2 separate regions of the Homo sapiens genome follow, and region 2 is linked to region 1. The links are chromatin contacts, found by Hi-C or POLR2A ChIA-PET in ENCODE. All regions are on one chromosome and are shown on one strand. Each heading gives the region's core, a stretch centred on a gene start or an enhancer-like site at or near the end of the contact. The rest is flanking DNA. Distances are from core to core; before and after follow the strand shown.

Region 1 (3,961 bases), core at 1,343-3,842:
GGCCGAGGTGGGTGGATCACCTGAGGTCAGGAGTTTGAGACCAGCCTGGCCAACGTGGCAAAACACTGTCTCTACTAAAAATACAAAAATTAGCCGGACGTGTTGGCATGCTCCTGTAATCCCAGCTACTCGGGAGGCTGAGGCAGGAGAATTGCTTGAACCTGGAGGGCGGAGGTTGTAGTGAGCCGAGATTGCGCCATTGCAACAAGAGTGAAACTCCGTCTCAAAAACAACAAGAACAACAACAAAAACTGGTAACAATGTCATCCCTGGGGAGGGAGATGGAATGGTAGGCATATTATGAAAAGGGAATCTACCAGGGCCGGGTGTGGTGGCTCGCACCTGTAATCCCAGCATTTTGGGAGGCCAAGGCCGGCAGATCATGAGGTCAGGAGATCGAGACCATCCTGGCTAACACGGTGAAACCCCGTCTCTACTAAAAATACAAAAAATTAGCCAGGCGTGGCGGAGGGGACCTGAAGTCCCAGCTACTCAGGAGGCTGAGGCAGGAGAATGGCATGAACCCGGGAGGTGGAGGTTGTAGTGAGCCAAGATCGTGCCACTGCACTCCAGCCTGGGTGACAGAGCAAGACTCCATCTCACACACACACACAAAAAAGAGAAGGGAACCTATCTTTTTTTTTTTTTTTTTGAGACAGGGTTACACCCTGTCACCTAGCCTGGAGTGCAGTGGTGCAATCTCAGCTCACCACAACTGCTGCCTCCCAGGCTCAAGTGATCCTCCCACCTCAGCCTCCCAAGTAACTGAGAATACAGGCACCACTACGCCCAGCTAATTTTTGTATTTTTTGTAGAGATGGGGTTTTGCCATGTTTCCCAGGCTGGTCACAAACTCCTGAGCTCAAGGGGTCTGTCCACCTCGGCCTCTTGAAGTGCTGGGATTACAGGCATGAGCCACTGCACCTGGCCAGGACAGACTTTTTTTTTTTGACGGAGTCTCACTCTGTCGCCCAGGCTGGAGCGCAATGGCATGATCTCAGCTCACTGCAACCTCCGCCTCCCAGGTTCAAGTGATTCTCCTGCCTCAGCCTCCTCAGTAGCTGGGATTAGAGGCACCCACCACCACACCCAGGTAATTTTTGTGTTTTCAGTAGAGACAGGGTTTCACCATATTGGCCAGGCTAGTCTCAAACTCCTGACCTCAGGTGATTTGCCCACCTCAGCCTCCCAAAGTGCTGGGATTACAGGCGTGAGCCACCTTGCCCCACTGGACCTATCACTTTTATATTACATATTTTTCTTGATGGTTTGAATCATTTGCAATAACTGTGTTCCTGGGTAACTGGTCTAATTTTCTGTCGCTGGATAGCAAAGCACCCCAAACTTAGTGGCATGAAACAACAATCCTTTTATTCCATTCACAGATTCTGTGGATCAGGAATTTGCACAAGGCACAACATAATTGGTTTGTCTCTGCTCCCTGATATATGGAGCCTGAGCTGGGAGATGACAACAGCTGGTGATGACTCACGTTTCTGGTGCCTGGGTTTGGATGACTAGCATGCTGGGCTCAGCTACAGCCATTGACTAGAACACCTACAAATGGCCTCTCACTGTGGCCTAGGCCTCCTTGCAGCGTGGAAGCTGTGTTCCAAGAGGGAATATTCCAGAAAGAAGCATTTGGAGAAAGAATATTCCAAGAGAACCAGGCAGAGCTGCATGTTTATTTATGACCCAACCTCAGAAGTCACATAGCATCACCTCTGCCATACTCTATTGGTGAAATCAGCCACAAGCCACCCAGATTCAAGGAAAGGGGACATAGACTCCCCTCCAATGGGAGGAGTGTCAAGGAATTTGCAGCCACTTCTTTAAAAACTGCCACATTTAGTTATAGAATTTATTGTATTATTTTATTTTTGTAGAGACATGATCTCACTGTGTGGCCCAGGCTGATCTTAAACTCCTGGCCTCAAGTGATCCTCCTGCCTCAGCCTCCTAAAGTGCTGGGATTACGGACGTGAACCACCATGCCTGGCCATGGGATTTAAAAATCTATTTTAGGTCGGGCACGGTGGCTCATGCCTGTAATCCCAGCACTTTGGGAGGCCGAGGTGGGCGGATCACTTGAGGTCAGGAGTTCAAAACCAGTCTGGCCAACATGGTGAAATGTTGTCTCTACTATAATTACAAAAATTAGCCAGGAGTGGTGGTGCACGCCTGTAATCCCAGATACTTGGGAAGCTGAGGCACGAGAATCGCTTGAATCTGGGAGGCAAAGGTTGCAGTGAGCCAAGATCGTGCCACTGCACTCCAGCCTGGGTGATACAGTGAGACCCTGTCTCAAAAAAAACATGTATTTTAAACAAAGGGTGAGCAATAAACATTGAGGCTGCCTTTCCTAAGACAGTGGGTTGGGAGCACCTAGGCACATGCTCATATCCCAGACTCTTAGCTCTTTCTGTTTTGTTGCCTTTATTGCTTTGAGTCTGATAATCTCGGAGAGACCTGAGGTAACTTGGCAGTTGTAACTTATAATTCTCTTTTTGTTTCTCTTCAGTACCTGGAGCCAAACCCTTTAGGTAAATATTTACGTATAGATTCATTTGTTCCCCTTATTCCCAGAAAAGATTTGAGGAAGCTTACAGGGATTCATACAGTATAATCGTATGATTAAAAATATATAAATAGATCAAGAAACCAAGGGAAAGGGAAAGGAAAGACTGAAACAGTAAGTTGAAACCAGAGGGGAAGTTAGTTCTCAAAAATATATGCTGCAAAGTCTTAAGTAAATATTTGTCATTGCAGGGCTGGAAAGCATAATGTATGTTATCTGATCTAATTACCCAACTGGCTCTTGAAATCCCTCTCTGACATCCCTACAGTAGCCATCTAGCCTGAGTTTGCACATTTCCAGTGACGGGGAGATCAGTACATTGCAAGGCAATTCCAACTGTTAGAAAGTATGGACCCAGGAGTCACAAATTCAAATGCTTCCAAGGGCTGGGCGTGGTAGCTCACACCTGTAATCCCAGCACTTTGGGAGGCCGAGGCAGGCGGATCACCTGAGTTCAGGAGTTCAAGACCAGCCTGGCCAACATGATGAAATCCCATCTCTACTAAAAATACAAAAACTAGCTGGGAGTGGTTGTGTACACCTGTAATTCCAGCTACTCAGGAGGCTGAGGCAGGAGAATCACTTGAACCTGGAAGGTGGAGGTTGCAGTGAGCTGAGATCGCGCCACTGCACTCCAGTCTGGGCAATAGAACGAGACTCTGTCTCAAAAAAAAAAAAAAAAAAAAAAACCACAAAAAAATCCCCAAATGCTTTCAAGGACCAGATGAATGAGGCAGGTCAATGTGGTGGAGTGGGGGCTGGGGGTCTAAGTCAAAGTGCAATGCACACACCCCCTTTAACTGTAGCAACTGCTACTCCTCCCAGCCAATTGTTGCCATATGGGACTTAGGTCCAGTGTAGCCAGATCTTTAGATATTTCAAGAGAAGCTGAAAAATCCCGATTTTATAGGAAATTTCCCTTTTTTTTTTGAGACAGGGTCTCACTGTGTCACCCAGGCTGGAGTGGTGGCATGATCTCAGCTCACTGCGACTTCTGTCTCCCGGGCTCAAGCAATCCTCCCACTTCAGCCTCCTGAGTATCTGGGACTACAGGTGCACACCACTACACCTGGCTAATTTCTGTAGAGACAAGGTTTTGCCATGTTGCCCAGGTCGGTCTCAAACTCTTGAGCTCAAGCGATCCACCCGCCTTGGCTTCCCAAAGTGCTGGGGTTACAGGCATGAGCCACTGTGTCAGGCAATTTCCTGGGTTTTAAATTGGCAATTAATTCTTTATTTTATTTTATTTTTGAGACAGAATCTCGCTCTTTTGCCCAGGTTGGAGTGCAGTGACACAATCTCGGCTCACTGCAACCTCCGCCTCCCAGGTTCAAGTGCTTCTTCCGCCTCAGCCTCCCAAGTAGCTGGGACTACAGGTGCCCG
Region 2 (3,875 bases), core at 816-3,315, 290 kb after region 1:
TGCACATGGTGGGCACACACAGGCCTTCCCATGGTGCAGCCTCACTGCTGTCTGCATTCATGTGACTCCTAGCTCCATCCTGTCCCATCGCTCCTCTTCTCTTTGTTCTTCTGTCCTGGCTTTTTCGTCTCTAGATGTAAATTTCTTGCGGTCTTTTTCCCTTCTGTCTCTCTTCTTAACTGGTGATCTTGGAAAAGTCATTGCCTCTCAGAGTCTCAGTCTGCATATCTTCTAAATGGGAGTAAATGAGAGGTGGACAATGAGCTCTGTCTGGGGCCTGAGGCTCATCTTTACAAGACCGCCCACCCATCATTCCAAAGGGCCACCAGGGGTAGGCTGTGCCCTCAACTCTATCGGGCATGGTGTGTTGGGGGCTCCACTTCTCAGTAACTCTGTTTAACCCCAGATAACTGCTCTCCTGCCCCTCGGCCGGGGCTGATATGAGCTGAATCCAGCTTCCTGCCACCCAAAAGCCACTTCCTGCCAAGCTGATACCAGAAGAACTTGTTTTCTGTGCACAGAGCAGTCTCTGGTGGGGCAGCCACCAGCTTGCCTCGGGTGTGAACATTTTTTTCCATTTGCCGGTCTGTCTGCTGGGCTGGGCAGGGGAGGCTGGGGACTCTGACCCCTTCGCCTCTGCACGTGCCTGTCCTGCCCTGAGGTAGCCTCTGGGCCCACCAGCCATCCCAGGAAGGGTGCCAAGTGTCCCTCTGGGCCCAGACAGATGTGTGTAGGCCGTGACACACAGTCTGACACAGCCACACACACACAGTCAGTCTGACAGAGCCACTGTGGCCACTGGGCATTTGGGCAAGGACTCAGGGAGACAATGTGTGACTGTCACACACAGTTAAGGTCACAGAGACATGGACATAGCCTCACACATGCAACCATCTGCAGTCCTTGGACAGTCTCACACACAATTACACGCAGGCCCACAGCCATGCTCAGAATCCCACAGCACTCCACACAGCTTCACACATGTACACGGGAATCTTCCTCCCCGGCCCCCACACCTGCCCAGCACCGACCTTCCAGATGCATTCACTGATTCAACAAATCCTTTTTGAGGGTCTTCTCTGTGGAGGCCCTGGGCTAACCCATAATCAGAATGACTGGAACAGGAACAAATAATTAGCTGCCCTGTGCTGTTGCCTCCGTTTCCCCATCTGTGAGATGGGGATCCTAGCCCTGCCACATGGGACTGTCAATGTTAGGAGTGAATGTGTGGAAAGCCCTCGGTCCGTGTTTGGCCCACAGTGTCATCTAAGTAAGGCTATCCTGGTTAGCCAAAAGCATCCCATGCCCAGCTCCACGCAGAACACCTGGCACACATTATCTCCCTGAGCCCTTGTCCAAGTCCCCAGCAGCTGGGGTCATCGCCCCCATTCCTCAGATGAGGAAACCGAGGCTCAGAGAAGAGGCCCACAGTCTGTAGGTTGCCCCACCGATCTCATGTCATGCCACAGTGCTGCTCCAGCCTGCCTCGCCACCCCCTACACACACACACACACACACACACACACACACACACACACTATTCCCTCTGGCTAGAAGGCCCTTCTCACTTGCATATAGCATGCCCAGCTCCTCTGAGCTGCCTACTTACACTTCTGTGAAATGGGGATACTAGCCCGTGTCAGCCCCTGTTTATTTTCCCCAGGGCACTGGACTTTAAGGGCCAAGAGTGAAGACCATTTTGTCCTGTTCTCTGGCACACAGTAGGCACTCGACAACTATTTCAAAACTAAAGGAATAAGCAAGTGGCCTCATGGCTACTGAGGACAGAGTCTGGAACTGAATGCAGGGCACTCTGAAGCTGGAGCTCACTTCTACATTATTGCCTTTCTCATGCTACTAGCAGGCACTGAATGTGTCAGTGAGTGAATGAATGAAACCAAGATCTCAGGATCCCAGTCAAGTGCTCCCTGAGTTTCATTTCCTGGTAGTGTGGACATGAGCCAAGCTCCAGCCACCTTGGATGGTGGTGGGGGTGGCGGGGCTGATGGGCCGCCTGAAGCCGGCTGTCAGGAGCTCGTCTGGCCACAGCCGCCAGCAGGAGAGACCAGCTGGCGGTGCAGGGTCCATCGGCCCGGGCCTGGAATCTGAGCTGCCCTCAGAGGCCCAGCTTCTCTCTGGGCCCCCACAAACTGGCCTTTGTTCCTGGGCCGGCCAAGACCCAGCAGCTTGGGCTTTCTGTCTGCCCGCGGCACCCGCGCTGAGCTGGCGGGGTAAATGGGCCAGCCTCCCCTCTGTCCATGCCCAGGACGTCGCTTTAGGACTAAATGGAGATGTAATTTTCTATACAAATCCATGACAATTTAGATGGAGTGATTGTAATTGGCTTTTCAATGGGGGTTTTGTCCAGAGCTGGTGGCTAGAACTGGGTGGCCTGTTTGAGGCAGGCTCCATTTAAATGACAATAAAGCAATAATATTGAGGACTTGTACAGTGCCCAGCACTCCTCCCAGCCCAAGTAGAGCCTCATGTTTATGGATCTGGTCCTTCCCTGAGGCTGTCTGGACAGGCGGGTGGTGGGGGGCGCTAAGCCCAGGAGACAGGTGGCCATATCTTTGGGCTTCAGGACACAGAGCTTCAGAATGGCTGGGGCAAGGTCCCGCATCCACTGGCTTACCTGTGTCCTTATTCCTGAAACTGTCACTAACTAGTGCCTCCTCGGGCTAGCTGCTAGTCCAGGTTTCGGGGGCACCAAGACAATGAGAGCTGCTCAGGCAGGTCAGAGGGAGAAGGCTACAATGGCCAGTACAGCATGACATTTGAGAGCATGACCAAGAGATGACCAACAGCCAGACAGCCTGAGCTCAAATCCTACTCCACTTCTTTTTAAAAAAATTTTTTTTGAGACAGGGTCTCGCTGTGTCACCCAGACTGGAGTATAGTGGCAGGATCACGGCTCACTGCAGCCTCGACCTCCAAGGCTTAAGCAATCCTCCCACCTCAGCCTCCCAAGTAACTGGACCATAGGCATGTGTCACTACACCTGGCTAATCTTTTTATTTTTTTGCAGAGACAGAGTCTCATTGTGTTGCCCACGCTGGTCTCGAACTACTGGGCTCAAGAGATCCTCCCGCCTCAGCCTCTGAAAGTGCTGGGATTACAGGTGTGAGCCACTGTGCTCAGCCCCTACTCTACTTCTGACTCGTCTCTTGAACCTTACCAAGTTACTTAACCTCTCCATGCCTCAGTTTCCCCAGCCATAACATGAAGCTGCAGTGAAAGTTTTTGTGAAGATGAAACACCTTAATAGTGCCTGGCATGTGGAAGGTGCTATATATAAGTCATTGCCGTGATTCATTCCAAGCTCTAGCTCTGGTGTCAGGGTGACCTTGGGCACGTGACTTAACCTCTTTAAACCTCCACTGGCTCCTCTTTAAAGTGGGGCTTTTAGGAGAACCGACCTCACGGGGTTGTGAGGATTTTAGAGGATGCAGGAAAGCGCTGAGCACACAGCCGTTCTCGATAAACACGAGCTCTCTTGCTGTGGTGCTCTTGCCTTGAGGAGCTCGCCAGCTAGTGATCATTACCATGTCGAGTGTGGGGAAAAGGGAAAAGAATAAAGCTCGCGGGAAGCCACCACGGAGCTCAGCTGGCTCTGCCATCAGGGGATGCAATAGGAGAGAATGATCCAGAGGGCCCTCAGGAACAGGGCAAGGAGTGGGGCTGCGTGAAGGAAGGCTTCACAGAGGAGGTGACATTTGGGCTGGGTCTTGAAGGATGCGTGGCACTTCTGCCACCAGAAAGGGTGATACCCAGCCTGGCCAACATGGTGAAACCCCGTGTCTACTAAAAATGCAAAAATTAGCTGGGGCTGGGCACGGTGGCTCATGCCTGTAATCCCAGTACTTTGGGAGGCC

The links. A loop is a pair of places that touch in the nucleus more often than their neighbours do. ChIA-PET counts read pairs that join two places held with the same protein, here RNA polymerase II (POLR2A).
Region 2: a map of HepG2 shows a loop between it and region 1 (5-fold over the local background). The contact joins two enhancer-like sites. A Hi-C loop is called at or near these places in 1 of 168 maps with a recorded cell type or tissue (HepG2). POLR2A ChIA-PET finds 5 or more read pairs at or near these places in 1 of 52 experiments (activated CD8-positive, alpha-beta memory T cell).

The regions. Positions count from the first base shown.
Region 1 is chr20:32,253,964-32,257,924 of GRCh38, forward strand. No RefSeq gene overlaps it. Among named protein-coding and RNA genes, the nearest start is that of MIR1825, 18 kb to the left of the region's middle. Within about 2 kb of position 2,593, at least 7 of the 41 ENCODE cell types and tissues checked have a DNase peak (open chromatin) inside an H3K27ac peak, as active enhancers do.
Region 2 is chr20:32,539,511-32,543,385 of GRCh38, forward strand. All of the region lies in intron 1 of NOL4L (nucleolar protein 4 like), which reads right to left. LOC105372592 (a long non-coding RNA gene) reads left to right here. Exons shown (of 3, transcript XR_007067563.1): 3 at 1,664-2,443. Among named protein-coding and RNA genes, the nearest start is that of NOL4L-AS1, 20 kb to the right of the region's middle. RefSeq lists enhancers at 1-145, 1,575-2,080, 2,081-2,586. Within about 2 kb of position 2,066, at least 2 of the 41 ENCODE cell types and tissues checked have a DNase peak (open chromatin) inside an H3K27ac peak, as active enhancers do.